Linked DNA regions of Mus musculus: all the other regions are linked to region 1. A link is a loop called in an ENCODE intact Hi-C map of the cell type or tissue named here. Cell type or tissue: gastrocnemius. All regions are shown on one strand. Each heading gives the region's core, and the rest is flanking DNA. Links, peaks and the distances in the headings are about the cores only.

Region 1 (3,752 bases), core at 1,253-3,752:
CCTTAAAGGGGCATAGACAGAGAAGATGGAATACTGTATAGGCCACTGCTATTTCTTTCCTTGGCTTTCATCCATTCTGCAAGTGATGGATGAGCGATTCCTTGTGTTAGGAGCTAGGCTGGGAAGTCAAGTATGTTGGTGAAATACATATTAGTTCTCAAGAGGCTTGTAAATTGGTGATGAAAATTTGGGGGTTGGTAAGTATGCAAAAAACAAATTTTGGGCCTGCATAAAATCATTTATGCAACATTTTAATTTTGAAAAGTAGTGTGTATACTCAAATATGAATACACCTTGATGTTTAACAAGAATACTAATTTTCTTTCTTTTGATTACTGTTCTCAAACGTTCATGACGAGTAGGCCAACAAATATTTGTGTCAACTTCTATTTTTTTGAGTGATGTTAAGCATTTTTTTTTCCTATTTTGTTTTACAACATGCTTGTCCCAGGCAGCTTTACTTGAATAGTAAAGATCTTGGTAGATGGGCAGATCAAAAGACCAGGTCATTGACTCTGTGTTGAGTAATGGCCAAGTCAAGGCAACCCCTGGACTGGTAGGACGGAAGCTGGGTAGTCTGGAGCTCTCCTCTGAGGACTCTGGGTGGCTGAACTTTTTGAGCCTTGGTTTTGTTTTTCATCATTTCCATACTTTGTAAACCACAAAGAGGGACAGAGAGCATAAGCATAACAAACTGAAAATGCCACACCAAGCCTGAGATGAGCCTCACTTGCTTTCCTGAGTTAGTGCTGTCTATCCTCAGCTAAGCTGCCAAAAGGGTAAAATTCGCACAGTTTCTTAAATGGAGACATGAAACCTCCTGAACCAAGGGCTGTAGATTATCTCGGTGGGTAGACAGTGTTTGCCCTGCATGAATGAAGTCCTGGGTTTGTTCTTTTGCACCATATAAACCCAGGTAGGAGACAGATGCCTGCAACCCTAGCAATTTTGAGGGGGAGTGGAGGCAGATTGCTCAGATTTTCAAAGTCACCCCAAGGACCAGGCAGAATCCATCTTGTGCAGGAAGACAGCCCTGCTGTCTACTCATTTTTAGATTGATTTTGTGTTTTCTAGCAGAATCTTGTAGGGAGCCCATCATAAATTAATTTTAATTTTAATGTTTTTAATTTTATCTCATTAGACAAGTGTTTAGGAATTACACATTACTGTTTAGATATTTTAAAAGACATTAAAACATTCTTTTATGGCTTTGGAGTAGAAGACAAAAAAGGTTCCCAACACAATAATTATTCTGTTCTATCTTTGAACGTTTACACGTTTACTTAAGAATATGGTATCTGCATGGTTAAGGATAGATTTTAAACTTTGAAACATAATGTTTTATCTTTAATGAAGAGCATTGTAGGAACTCATCTAAGGAGAATTTACAAGAAGTCAAATCATCTCATAAGAAGCCATTGTTTACTAACTCCTGGGTTTCTATTCAAGAATTATGTATATATAAAGATAAACATATCACTAAGCTTTAATTTAATTTACAACATCTGTAAGGAGAAACTGCTGCGTGTTCGTTTCACCACCAAAAAAATCTGCGTGAACAACGTTCTGATCTTCAGTGAGACTTTCTAGGCACTTACATAGAAATGGAGTAGGACATTAAGATTCTCTATCTTTTTTTTTTCCCTATTTAATGGAAGGAACACCAAAGGGCGATTTAAAGGAGGAGGGGGCTTTGCAAACGCCACGTAAATCTCCAAACGAAGTAGTAAGTTACTAAATAAAAGATGGCATCAACTACAAGAAGAAAAATAAATAAATAAATGAGGAGGGAAAAAAAAGTCGTGTCTCGGAAGCTTTCAAAACTTCAGAGCCAGGAAACCTCCTTCTCAGGGCGGGGAATGTCTTTGCTCTCCAGAGACCACTCCCTTGCTAAGTTCCTCTCAAGTTTTCCTTACCCCTCCTCCATTCCTCGCGTTAGCCCCGAAACCCAAGGAGCCGCTGGAGATTGCCAGCACAGGTACCAGAAATGTGCCAGAACCGGACACTGACTGCATGTTTCTAGTAAACGTCACAAATGGGCCATTTTTTTTGTAGACAACTCCAGGGGAATTCGAAGAACGTCTTGAAGCCCACAGTCCACAGAAAACACAGCGCGCAGCACGGTCCTTCACGCCGGAGGGTTCGCGAGTGGCACGGAGAGCCAGAGCCCTGGCGGGGACCAGGAGCCGGAGCCCGGAAAAGGCGTGCTGCCCCTTTAAAAGGCCGCGCATCTCCGGGCCGGCCTTCCTCCCGGGGGCTCCAGCTGTGATTGACGCTGGGCGGCGAGAGGAGGCGCCTGGCGCTAACAAAAGTCCGGCCCGCAGGCGAGCAGCGCCGGGCCACAAGTCTCTGCTCACTCGGGGCACCGCAACAAGTGGCCGCCGCGCCCTCCCCGGGGAAGCCGCGGACGCACGGGGGCGCAGGGCGGAGGCGGAGGCCGAGGAGCCGGACAGCCTGGGGCAGGCGCGGCTCGGCTCGCACGGCTGGGGACCGCGGAGGCGCATGGGGACCCCACGGCGGTGGAGCGGCGAGTCTAGGGGCGGCACCCGGGCGCGGGCTGTGCTTCGCGCTGCTCCCACTCGCCCGGAGCGCGGAATCTGAGAGCTCCGGTGGTTGCTCTGGAGCTGGCTCGCCACCCTCGGGGGTGCCAGGAGCGGACCTAGTCCCACCCCTCCGGTCGCAGAGCACTGCGGACCCCCAAGCCCAAATCGGCCCTTGGAAGGGGCATGTGCAGCTAAGGGTCCGGTCCTGCCCGCTTTCCTCTGCCCCGCCGCCTGGGAGGTGCGCCCCAGCTATGCAGTGTCCAGGGAGGAGGCGGGCATGACGGCGACAGGATGGGCGCGAACAATGGCAAACAGTACGGCAGTGAGGGTGAGTGGGCCGAACGTACCCCCTCCCCCGACTCCCGGATCGCGCCCCCTCCCTTTCCTCTCGCACACAGCTCAGGCGCACCCTACTTTGGTGACGTCGGGGTAGCCGGCTTCCCTTTGGGCTCTGCTTGATCCAGTCTCTGGTACCTGGACGTGCCTTTCCACCACTGGGGTCTCTTAAGCAATTTTCCAGGTTGTCTTTAGGACTGCTCAAGTTGCATTTCTGCTGTGTTTCTGAACACGTGTGCCCCAGCTTTTCCTTCTCTGCGCACCTTGGTCTAGGTGATGGTTTGGCAGAGAATTGAAGCAGTCAAAACTTTCCCAGGCCTTTTTGTGCTTTAGTCCTCTGGACTTCCTCCTATCAGGAAAAAAACTTCGGGAAGAAGTTAAGCTTCCATTCTTTGCTAACTGCCCTGGTCTGACAGGTCTGTGAAACTAACCACCTATGGGTCCCGCGAGGCATGGAGTGGCTGGGAGCTTTGTCTGGGCTCTCTCGAGGCTCAAGACAGGCAGAGCACCATCTGTTACTCGGGGCTGGAAATTGCACAGAAATATTGCCTGTCAAGTGAGTACTTGGAAGTTGGGGGAAACTTTAAACTCCGCCTACTCCTAAAGGGATGATGGATGTGTGGGTTGCCTCCTCAGTCCCGCCTTCCCCGCTTTGCATAATACCAGTAGTGTTTTAACCCCTGTGATTAACAGCATGTCCCTGATATGCACAAAGCAAAGACATTTTCTACAGTTCAAGAGTTAAGGTCTGTATCGAGTGAACCTGGTTGAAAGGAGTGAGGAGACTGGGTTGGCTTTCCTGCCTTTCCCCAGAGCACAGGCGGTTACAAAGGAGGGAAGAGCCCTTTCAGACTGGCAGGAATGCAGAATAGC
Region 2 (2,500 bases), core at 1-2,500, 280 kb after region 1:
CGTGTAATCATAACTAGACAAGTCTCTGAAGAAATGCTAGTTCGCATCTAAGCCATTTTCCTACTTTTGGAGCATGCCAGTGGGTGTCTTTGTCCATGTCCAGATGAACGGACACGTGTAGGTTGTAGCTCCACACTCCACTGAGTCCAAGATGTGTCAACAGGAAAGAGTCATTAGTGAATTCTTTCATCATCCTTGTACTTACTTGTACAATTATGATCATTAGTTTCTCTCAATCACAGACCTCTGAGCTCATCATGGTCTCTGCAACCTTTCATTTGAAAATAATGGGCCTGTGTTTCAAGAGCGTATGTAATCTCGTACTTACTTCCTGGTAGGAGACTAGTACTCGCTGCAATTTGACATAACGGCAGGTGTAGTCAATGCGCTAGAATGGGAGGTTCTTCGTCATCATCTCCAGCCTTTCACTACATTCAGAAACCTAACTCTGGTGAAGCTCGGGTGCTGCTGCTTGAAGACTTCTCCAGGTATCTCACTCATGTGAGGAGTGTTCTATTGGCTTTCATAACTTTTCTCACAGTTGGCCCAGACTTTCCTTCCCTCTGTCGGAGCCCTGTGCTCTCGGGTAATGTACATGTCTCTTTGGAGAGCATCACAAGTGATCAAAGTCTACACACCCAGGCATCTGATGCCCTACCACTTATCATCAATGTTTCCTATTATATCAGAAAAATGTCTTCCTTCTCCCCGAAGCACCTATTCTGCATATGGTCCAGGCCAGCATTCTCCCCATCTCCTAGACTCTCCAAGTGAATGAAATGTTCTAATAAAAGCCAAAGGATGAGGATTCATTGCCTTGGTGTGAAAACAGCACTGAAAATAAGCATAAACCATTTTCATTCCCCCAAATGTATTTTGAAAATATGTAATTCTTACCCAGCTGCGGCTCCTTCTCCAGAATGCTTCCCGGGGACGGCCTGACCCTGAGTTGGATGCCAAGGTTTGCCTTTGTTTGTTTGCTTGGGATGTTGGTGCCCTCTGCTGTTCTGAGCAACTGTATGGCATGTGCGTTTCCACAGAAAACTCAGGATGGAAAACATAAGGCTTTGTCCTTTGTAAGAAGGTAAAATAGTTTCTGTGACTGAGATCCGCCATTTAAAAGCTAAGTAAATCTCAAAGAAGAACACTCTATGCAATGAAATAAACGTCCTCAGATTTCGGAAGCACCGCTCTGGGGCCTCAGTAACCAAGCCTCACCCACTGACTGGTGAAGGGGAAAAAAAAGATACTTTTTTTTCACAGGGAATAATATTGAATACTTTCGGGATTTTCTCAGTATTTTGTGGAGATTTCTTCCCTGAGTCATAAATATCCATAAACTTAAAGACAGTTTAAAAATTGCCAGAAGAGTCTTTTCACAAACATGACAGCAAAATTTTGAGACGCTAAAAGAGTTTCCAGCCCAGTCTGTGAAGTTCAGATTTGAACCTAATTCATTATTATATGTTTTTATGTGAGTAAATCAAATATATTAATTTGGGGAATATGAGATAGCATAAACTTTCTGTTTTTTTTTATTTTAAGCCAAAATAAATAATAAACAGTCAGATTTTAGAAGTAACTTAATTATCTTGGCATTTATTTAAGAAAACCTATAAGCTATGTTGGGTGACTTAAAAGTCCAGCTTTCAAAATTTATTTTCTTGTTATGCTTGTTAATGCGGCCTCTGAACAAGTAATTATATTCATAGAACTATTGTAGTTACTCTTATTTCTGTGTGATTACTAGACACCAAAAAAGCTTGGAATTCCTCCATAAATATATTTCTTGAGTTTAGCCCAGCAAAGTCATGTTTATTAGTTGAAAAAAAAAATAAGACTTTATAGGAGATATAAAGTCTCAATCCATTAAAAACCACCACCTATTTTGTTTTAAAATACCAAACAGACCCTACAGCTCATCACACGGGCAGCTTTGCAGTTTATTTATTTAGGACTGTCTGAGGCTTCCACTGGCTTCGCGCCAACAGACGGAGGCCATGTGCTTCTCGGGGAAGAAGACTGGCCAGTTAGCATAGAAATGCAAAGGCTTTTCAATTCCCCGTGTAGAACCTGGAGCTGTGAAATTTTACTGTGGATGGTGCCATTTCTGAATCTGAATGCATCCAGCTCCACAGGGGACGCTTTCACCCACACTCTCTCATTTTCTACTAAGGTGTCCTGGATCTTTTATCTAAACTATTAAAGATGTGAAGTGCAAATATACAAAAGCCATTCCGTCTAACAACGTACGCTATACAATTAGAATCTATGAGAGGTGCCTTTGCTGCTTATCATTGCCTCTTGCAATAGACCTGGGGGGGGGGGGGTAAAGGCTCAGCAGCTATCAACTATCATGTTGGAAGTGAGGTCAAATATATGCTTAGCTCCTGCATATTCCTGAGCCAGTGCTGACTGCACTCTGCCTGAAGTTCATTGTGGGGTTTCCTGCAAAAGCCACGGCTGGCAGGGTAACAATCTGCATGAGGCTAGAAGGAAA
Region 3 (2,500 bases), core at 1-2,500, 260 kb after region 1:
GTGCAATTCCTGAAGGTTGTTGTGGTAGTTACCAACAATCTGGTGGTTTGAAACGTTGAGCCTTTAGTCTGTCATAGTCCTGGAAGGCAGACATCTGAAACTCAGTTACCAACACTGGTAACAGATAATACAAATTCAAGAGACACATGAGAATGAAATCGTTTTTAATATACAATTCTACAAACATGAACCCCAACATGAGTGTAAGGCAGCAATGAATGCCATTCCCTTTGGAGCAGTATAGTGGGTTTTAAAGTCCCTTGATGGTGAAAAGTTCCTGTCCTGTCTTTCCATAGGCCATGACTCTCCCCCTTCCCAAATTTCTTTTCCTGTTGGTTAAAGGCACAGAGTTATCTGATAACTAATTTGGGCACTGAGATGGCAGCTGTCCATGACCCCGGGCTCAGTGCTGCAGCAGACAACCTGTAACTCTGCAGCTCTCAGAGTTCCGAGATATGTGGTGCCAGCCCCCAGCTAGGGTATAAAGAGACCTCGTGCCTCCCACTTTTCTAACCCTATCCCCTTCCTAGGTTTTGTTCTCAGGTCAATCATGTTGTTCTGTACATGTGGTCATTTGTTCAACAAATATTTGAGTACCTCTCTTAAGCAAGATTATAAGGCATACTGGGTGGAGGACAGGTACTAGCATGAACTTGATCTTTGACTTGGGATATCAATTAGAGTTTAAAGCATTGTCCTAGATAAAACCCAGCAACAGCAACACGAGTCCATCATGAACACTGAGCAACCAGCTGTGTTGAGCATAGTCTGTTCCCTTATCCACCTGCATTGTGCTCACTGTGGCTCTCATTTCCACACGCATGTGCACACATTTTTATAATGCCCAGAGCCCTCAAAGGCTTTCTTTAAGCAGTTGAGTCACCCACTAAACCCATCACACTGCCCGTTCAAGGGAAGTTGATCTAAGGAGCCAATGGAAGGAGGGATAATCATCGGTGTCCTTTTCATCCAGGATGTAACAGAAATCGTGTCTCTATTTACTAAAAAGCAAAATTGGGCAGCCAGTTTGCTTGTGGTATAAAATCCTTTCCCATGTAGTTGTAACCGTTTCATGGAAAGTTCACCATGTTCTTAGAGAATAACCGATTCCTCTGTTAATCATTGAATCCCACTACAGTGACATCTCCTGGCCGATGTGAGAGATGACAGGTAGACCTCTGAGGGATTTGAAATTCTTGAGATCAAAAAGCAATGAGAGAAAATTTGGTTTATCGGATGCCTGCTTTCCAACCTCCAGCATTGTATAATATTCGATTCCTATTCTGATTATCCCTACCTTCAGAGCAAAGACGGTTTGAGAAACCTAAAATAATAGTAGCTCTGTTTACTAAGGAGAAATCAATAAAGTGAAGTCGAAGAAAAAGACACAACATGGTTCTAGTGAGAAGACCCCGTGGGAAATGACGGCAGGGACTTGTAACGTTAGATAGTCAGGCTTTCTGCTCAGAGACTCTCAACCCTCTCCTTATCTTTGCATACAAGTTGGAAGACAGGCTATAAAAAAACTATCTTTTTTTTTTTTTTTTTTTTTTTTTTTTTTTTTTTGCTTTGGGATTCAAGGCTGACCAGTGATCACACAATTGTGTGCTGACTTTCGGCTCCTTTATTCACGTTTTACAACAAAACAGCCATTGTTTACAGCCTAATAATAATATAATTGCAGACAGGCAGGAATAAAAACACAAAAGGTCTTTCCTCCACAGATAGAAAGTTGGCTTTGATACAGGCCAGGGAGAGCAAACTGGGTGCATTTCCTGTGAAAATGTTTTTTTCATGATGTCGTAATGCAAATTGCTCATGGAGCTTTTAAAGACTTAGAACTTCTAAGATGTACCCTGCATGCTACTCTGCTGTGCTTCCTTGATGGTCTGCCTCACATCCAGCCTGGTTTCCCCCCTCCACCCCCACCCACATCTCTGTCTTTCTGTCTCTGTTTCTTTCTCTCTCAGTGTCTGTCTTTTTCTCTGTCTCTATCTCTCTCTCTGTCTCTGTCTCTGTCTCTCTCTGTCTCTCTCTCTCTCTCTCTCTCTGTGTGTGTGTGTGTGTGTGTGTGTGTGTGTGTGTGTAGTGTCTCTGGAGCTGTCTATTCATCTCTGTTTTCTTCCATAGCAAATGAGGAAGGTAGAAACTCTGTGGTTGTCACAGAAATGTATCCAAGGCACCTTGGTAATGTGAGATAAAACTGGAGTAGCTCCTACAGTACTAGAAACCCCTTCTTCTAAGGGGACCTTGATGTTTTGTTGTTCTAAGTATGTAAGATTGCTGTCCAGATAGGATATAGCTTAACCTTGATTCACTTTTTCACATTTGAGCTATAAAATGCAATTTTAGAAGCTAACATGTTTGAGAGGTCTGTAGGTCTTAAAAAGTAAAGAGTTCTAATATCAATACTCATAAGTGACAAATAATGTAATTGTCCTCAATATACCATTGTATTATGTCAACCAAAAATATTTATGTCCTAAACACACTATTAATT

The links. A loop is a pair of places that touch in the nucleus more often than their neighbours do. Peaks named below come from ENCODE experiments on the same cell type or tissue, not always from the same donor. Only the 100,000 strongest peaks of a DNase experiment are listed, where the experiment ranks them.
Region 2: a loop joins it to region 1, with 2.9 times the contacts of the local background. A loop is called at or near these places in 8 of 42 quality-filtered maps.
Region 3: it touches region 1 in a loop (3-fold over the local background); 13 of 42 quality-filtered maps call a loop at or near these places.

The regions. Positions count from the first base shown.
Region 1 is chr15:26,894,132-26,897,883 of GRCm38, reverse strand. Fbxl7 (F-box and leucine-rich repeat protein 7) reads left to right here and starts at 2,320. Exons shown (of 4, transcript NM_176959.3): 1 at 2,320-2,871. The coding sequence starts at 2,835. In gastrocnemius, for the core only: a CTCF peak has its summit at 2,310; DNase peaks (open chromatin) are centred at 2,340 and 2,839; H3K4me3 peaks cover 2,312 bases; H3K27ac peaks cover 2,035 bases.
Region 2 is chr15:26,618,932-26,621,431 of GRCm38, reverse strand. The region is part of intron 2 of Fbxl7 (F-box and leucine-rich repeat protein 7); the gene reads left to right. Among named protein-coding and RNA genes, the nearest start is that of Gm52205, 45 kb to the left of the region's middle. In gastrocnemius, for the core only: a CTCF peak has its summit at 1,008 (motif pointing left); DNase peaks (open chromatin) are centred at 972 and 1,984.
Region 3 is chr15:26,638,596-26,641,095 of GRCm38, reverse strand. The region is part of intron 2 of Fbxl7 (F-box and leucine-rich repeat protein 7); the gene reads left to right. Among named protein-coding and RNA genes, the nearest start is that of Gm52205, 25 kb to the left of the region's middle. In gastrocnemius, for the core only: a CTCF peak has its summit at 1,150 (motif pointing left); no DNase peak of the experiment used is centred there.